Linked DNA regions of Homo sapiens: region 2 is linked to region 1. A link is a contact called in ENCODE Hi-C or POLR2A ChIA-PET data. All regions are on one chromosome and are shown on one strand. The core of a region is the stretch at or near the end of the contact, and the rest is flanking DNA. Distances in the headings are between cores, read along the strand shown.

Region 1 (3,003 bases), core at 357-2,856:
ATAATAATCTCAATACCCAAGTTTAATCATGTTACTTCTCTACTCAGAAATCTCAAATGAGCCATGCTGGGTAGCTCACACCTGTAGCTCCAGCTACTCAGGAGGCTGAGGCGAGAAGATCACTTGAGCCCAGGAGTTTCAGGCTGCAGTAAGCTATGATCGCACCACTCACTGCACTCCAGTCTGGGTGACAGAGTGAGACCCATCTCCTAAAACAAAGGAAAAGGAAAGAAAAGAGAAAAGAAAATAAACTGAGTAGCTTATCATTTTATCATTTTAGAGTAAAAATACCCTTGCACTCACCCAAGGCTCTCACTATCTCTCCACCCAACGCTCTTTTGCTCACTCAGCTCCAGAAAAACAAGCACCCTTCCTTTGCCCAAAATACTTAAAACACACTCCACTCCAGGCTTTTGCATTTGTTATCCCTCTCCCTGAAACATCTTTATCCCTGATGGCCCATTCCCTCAGCTCCCTCAATCTTTGCTCAAATGTCAATTTCCTAGTCAGGTCCTCCATGAATATCCTATTTAAATTGCATCACTTCATTCTCACCCCAAATTCCCTATTTCCTTTATTTTCTCCTTAGAACTGATATCCACTCTCTATACACTATGTATATTTTTTGGTTTATTGCCTGCCTCCCCAGCACACACACACACACACACACACATACACACACACACAAGATTATAAATTCCATGAAAGGAAGGGCATTGTTTTGCTCAAAATTAGTTCCAGCTTCCACAATAGTGCCTGGCATAGTAGATAAATCAATATTTGTGTAAGAAAGGAGAAGAGGGAGTAAAAAACTAAGAGCATTTTTCACCCATCAATTTGGCAAAGATCAAAATATTTTATAACACTGTGTTGACAAGTATAGGTAAATAAGAATACTGCTAGTAGATCCTATGATTGGTGATTTGGCATTAACAAAAGTACAAATTTCCCTATTCTATGCTGTAGTAATTCCCTTTCTAGACATACAGACTATGGATATATCCTTACACATGAAAAATGATGTGAGTTCACAGTAAGTTATTGCAGCAATGTTTGAAAAAGAAGAATTGGAAACAACCTCATGACCACCAATGGGGTACTTATTAACAAATTATAGAACATAATACACAGTTGAATACCGTGCAGTTGTTTAAAAAAGAGCAAGATCAAGGAAACACTTATGTACAGCCTTTACCAAGACCACCTGGTAAAAAGAAAAATAAGAAAGGTACAGAAGTGCTACTATTTGTGCAGAGGGGAAAAAGCGCGGACAATCTATAACGGTGTAATATATCTACGGAAGGATATACAAGTCACGAAAAATATTGTCAAACTAGACGCTGGGGGACATTTACTCTTTTTAATAAATGTATGTGAATGCATTACTTATCCATATTACTCAATAATTAAACCGAAAAACGTTTTAAAGAAGTACAAATAAGACTTGCTCGCAGATCCCGCAATCCCATCAATACGAGGCGTAAAAGCCGGGTCCTCCACTGGCTAGGGCCGAGGAGGCAAGCACTCAAGCTGCCACAGAGGCGAAGCTTCCTAGAGCGGCCCGGAAGTGCCCGGCTGAAGCGGCCGGGCGCCGATTGGTGTCTTTGAGTCTAGTCTTTGTTCGGGGCTGTCCAAAGGACGCTAGCTGTTGCACCTGTTCCTCCCTGCGCGTAAGGTGAGTGTCTCCCGGCTCCCAGGTGGAGAAAAGGGGACAAGACGCAGCTGTGGTCAGCAGCAACACCCTCCCCACACCTCCCTGTCGCGGGCAGAGTGTAACACTCCTGTCCCTCCCTCCGCCCCCCAACAGATCTACAGGAGAGGATTTGGCCCAGCCTTCCGGGAGAGGATGGGTGGAAGGGGGACACTGGTTGCGGGTTCCTCTGCAGAGGCATCTGTCTGATCCCCTTCCAGGGTTGGCACACATATCCTATAACCAGTGAATCCTGGGGGCACAAGCTGGCCCGTGCATCTCATGGTAACAGAATGAAGAGCCTTTTAACAAAGCCGTTAATAATACTTGGCGTTTATTTAGTGCTTACTAGTGCCCGCTGCCATGCCAGGGACGTTGCATACGTTCTCATGTAATCTGTATATCAACCCTGTAACACACATGAGAATTGTACCTGAGGATCTGTAGTTCTAGTCCAGATAAATAACTTCCTCTAAGTTACACAATAGAGCACAGATTCAAATCATATCCCTGCGTCACTGTTTTTTGTTTTGTTTTGTTTTGTTTTGTTTCAGCTTCCTATAAGACTGTTTTCTCTGATTGACTTCTGGTGGCTTGGCTTCATTATGATGTGTTTATGTTCACAGAAATTTTTGTAATTTCTCTATGGTAACAACTTTTTATGCCTTAGGAGTGTCTCTGAGGCAGGATTCTAAGAGATTCTCTTTGACTCAATCCCAGATAGAGGATAAATCTCCTGGCAAAGCCCAGAATGACCACAGCCCTGGAACCTGAGGACCAAAAAGGACTTCTGATAATTAAGGCAGAGGACCATTACTGGGGACAGGATTCCAGCTCACAAAAGTGCAGTCCTCACAGGAGGGAACTCTATAGACAACACTTCAGGAAGCTCTGCTATCAGGATGCACCTGGACCCCGTGAAGCTCTTACCCAGCTGTGGGAGCTCTGCCGTCAGTGGCTGAGGCCAGAATGCCACACCAAGGAGCAGATTTTAGACCTGCTGGTGCTAGAACAGTTCCTGAGCATTCTTCCTAAAGACCTGCAAGCATGGGTGCGTGCACACCATCCAGAGACTGGAGAGGAGGCAGTGACGGTACTGGAGGATCTGGAGAGAGAGCTTGATGAACCTGGAAAGCAGGTGTGAAGGGGCAGTCATCTGGCTGTGAGTGATCAGGGGATATGGATGGAGCCAAAGCAAAAGGCATATGAAAGAACATCTGAAAATATTTATCCTCTAAAGAACAAGGCATAGGAAGGGACCTGACTACCTATGTCAAATAATTAAAGTGTGGCTGGGTAAAGAGAGGAGAGTC
Region 2 (3,003 bases), core at 226-2,725, 2.0 Mb after region 1:
CTTCCAGAGATCGTGGGATGGAGTTTTTCTTACCGTGAAGACATCGACCCTGTGTACACCTTGTGCCTTCACTTGTACTGTCTCCTTCTCCTTTTGCTGCAAGACTTGGATCTGCTCTTGAATCTGCCCCTGCGGAAAGAGGGCCGTTTGGACAGGCTGTGCCTGGAGATTTCTGGCCTCATAAAATCCTCCTGGTCTCTTAGGAGAGCTGGTGACACTCTCCAGGTGAGTCCTTGTGTAATTATTAAGGACTCGCCTTTCTCAAGCTGGCGGGGAAAGGGGTTGCTGAGAAGGGAGAAATCTGGAGCCTAAGTGACCTAAATGACCAGAACATAGTTATTTATGACTAACTAGGACTATGGATGGTGCTTTGGAATTATCAAAGAACTACAAACTTCCCTTCATCTGTCCTACCAACAACTTTAAGAGAGTTGTTTTGTTTTTGCCATTTGAAAGGTGAGGTACCTGAGGCTCAGAGAGGTAAAGTGATTCCTTGCAGGTTGTACAGTAAACTCACAAGACTGGGCTTGAGCCCAAACCTTCTGAGTCAAATTTTCACATCCTTTCCATTCTCCATTGCACCTTGATTTAGAGAGTCAGCAGTTCCCCAGACTCAGCTCTTTGAACCCACTGTGCCTGACTGCGAGCTGCCCACTCAAGCCCAAGGGGTGGGGGCAATGGGGTGCAAACCCTCAGTGGGAAGGTAGCAGTTTCCAGGGCCTCACTGAACTCCTGGGCTGATGGGGGAACAGGGAAGAAACCTCAAATGCCTACCTGATAATTCTGGGCAGCTTCTTCGATCAAGCTGACATTATGGGATTTGTGGTCCTTGGATTCACGACACACAAAACAGAGGAACTTCCCATCATCCTCGCAGAAATAGTGGAACATCTCCTGGTGCCTCGGGCATGTAGCCTCTTTCCTTTTGGACTGCACCTCAGAGGCTTGTAGAGCTTGGATTTTCTCCACCAGATTCCGCAACAGCGAGTTGAACCTGATTGCGTTCTTCCTTACGGAAGTTTTGCAGAGGGGACATTTGAAAAATCCACATGATGTTTCCCCAATCTGAGTGATGCATTTGAGGCAGAAATTGTGCCCACAGTCGATGGTGACAGGTTTCTGCAGAATGTCCAGGCAGATGGGGCAGATCACTTCCTCTTGCAGTTTGTTCACAAACTGCCCACTGGCCATGACAGAACAACAGGGCTGTTTCAAGACTGTAGGAAGCTGTGCCAAGTCTGTAGGAGCCCCGGAGTCCACTGTGGATACTGTTTCTAGGAAGGGAGAAGGGAGTCAGAGAAAGTGGAGGTCAGAGATTCTGCCAATTAGTTAGAAGAGCAGAGAGAGAGGAAAAGAAGAGGGAGAAAAAAATAAAGAAATGATAGAAAAGCGTAAAATTTAGGATCTAGAAAATATTATAAAGAGAGGAAAACAGATGGGCAGTCCTACCTTGCTACCTCTTGAGAACAAATGGATACTTTGAATGTGTAATAGGCTGCTTATAAAGTGAAATAAGTTGTCCTGAACTTTGGACTAAAGGTATGTTTGTATGGTGGTTGACTAAGATCAGAATGACCGGGGCACCAAACACCACTTATGGGGGATTTCCCAATCAGCTCTGAGTAGGGAGTGGAGGGGTGGGTGGTGATGCCTACTGAAAGGTCACAGCCAGTTCACTGCAATGCTTTGGGCATCTTGTATGCAAAGTTCAAGCCTTGGTAGAGCATCTGGAAAGTAGGGGAAGGGCAATTCTCTACCTCAGGTGCTTTGGCTCCTCACAGAATTTTGTGAAAATGTGGAGGTTATCATCACCTACCTTGGGGAATTTCCAGTCACAGGGTCAACCAACCACTCCCTAGCTCAGTAGGATAGGCAAGGAACTTCCTTTCTAAAGAGTTGTTCTTTGTTTTTGCACTTTGCTCTTGCCCCTGGTGATCTTCTGTCTCCCCACAACACCTGTAGTAGTCTGTCCTCTGTTGATTTTTTCTCTGTATGTCTCCAGTATGCTGGTGTCTCCGTGCCCATTCTTTGCTTTGCCAATTCTGTCTATATGTTCTTCTTCTTCCTTCTTGGTGCTTCTCTGATCCCTGACTTGCCTTCTATGGCTTTTGTTATGACTAGGAATATATCAACCAGTGTTACATACATTCCCTTCTGTACATTCATGTCCTAACCTTCCCTCCTTGCCTCTTGTCTTAAGGAAAAGGGTGCTTCCTCCCTACCCCTTCTCTTGGTATAGCTTCCACCCTCACCTCCTCACTCTCCATTATCAGCCGTCTGTCCCCAGCAAGAAGTACACCATTAATTTTTGTCTGATCTTAATCTTAGGTCAAACAGGGCTTGTGGATGATTATTATAATAATAGCCAGAGTGATCATACACTCTGCTTTGCCTGGAACCATCCTGGGTTTCACTTTGTCCTGGTGTAATTATTAATAGCACCTCCTTTCACTTTCAGAAATGTCCAGTTTGGACTATAAATTATGTGGCTCCCCTTATAGCAACTGCTGTAAACCAAAGACTTTCAGAAATGTTATACCTCCAGACCTTTCTTTTTGTTTGTTTTAGGGTTAAATTAAAACAGTCTAACATCTGTAAATTGTTTTACTTACACTCCTAAACTGCTGGCCCCTAGAAGCAGAATTTAACTTTTGACAGGTTTTGTTTGACTGGCATGATGATTTAGAAAATAATGATAATGTAGATGCCTTTAGAGAGGGTGGCTATGTTCCCCACCGCTCTGCTACCTCACGTCTCCTTGGCCCTTGAAGGCATTTGACATTATGACTCTGATTTATAGATTTATTTTGCTTATATTACCTCATTTAAGTCTCACCTGTAAGAAATTATCTTTATCCTTTCTCAAAAAAGGAACTCAGTATTCTTCAGAATCACTTGGAAAACTTGTTAAAATTCAGATTTGCTGAACTCCAGTAGAGACTTTCTCTTTCAACAGGTCCTTGGTGGAGCCTGATGATTGACATCTTAAGCAAATTCTCTGGA

What was found. A loop is a pair of places that touch in the nucleus more often than their neighbours do. ChIA-PET counts read pairs that join two places held with the same protein, here RNA polymerase II (POLR2A).
Region 2: a loop to region 1 is called in a map of psoas muscle, with 21 times the contacts of the local background. The contact joins the promoter of TRIM31 here to the promoter of ZSCAN16 in region 1. A Hi-C loop is called at or near these places in 1 of 168 maps with a recorded cell type or tissue (psoas muscle). POLR2A ChIA-PET finds 5 or more read pairs at or near these places in 1 of 52 experiments (H1).

What each region holds. Positions count from the first base shown.
Region 1 is chr6:28,123,003-28,126,005 of GRCh38, forward strand. ZSCAN16 (zinc finger and SCAN domain containing 16) reads left to right here and starts at 1,607. Exons shown (of 4, transcript NM_025231.3): 1 at 1,607-1,675; 2 at 2,411-2,828. The coding sequence starts at 2,442. ZSCAN16-AS1 (ZSCAN16 antisense RNA 1) reads right to left here. Exons shown (of 2, transcript NR_103456.1): 2 at 1-209. RefSeq lists an enhancer at 1,251-1,752.
Region 2 is chr6:30,111,615-30,114,617 of GRCh38, forward strand. TRIM31 (tripartite motif containing 31) reads right to left here and starts at 1,476. Exons shown (of 9, transcript NM_007028.5): 1 at 1,450-1,476; 2 at 775-1,274; 3 at 34-129. The coding sequence starts at 1,191. TRIM31-AS1 (TRIM31 antisense RNA 1) reads left to right here. Exons shown (of 4, transcript NR_126470.1): 3 at 104-225; 4 at 2,957-3,003. RefSeq lists an enhancer at 919-2,118.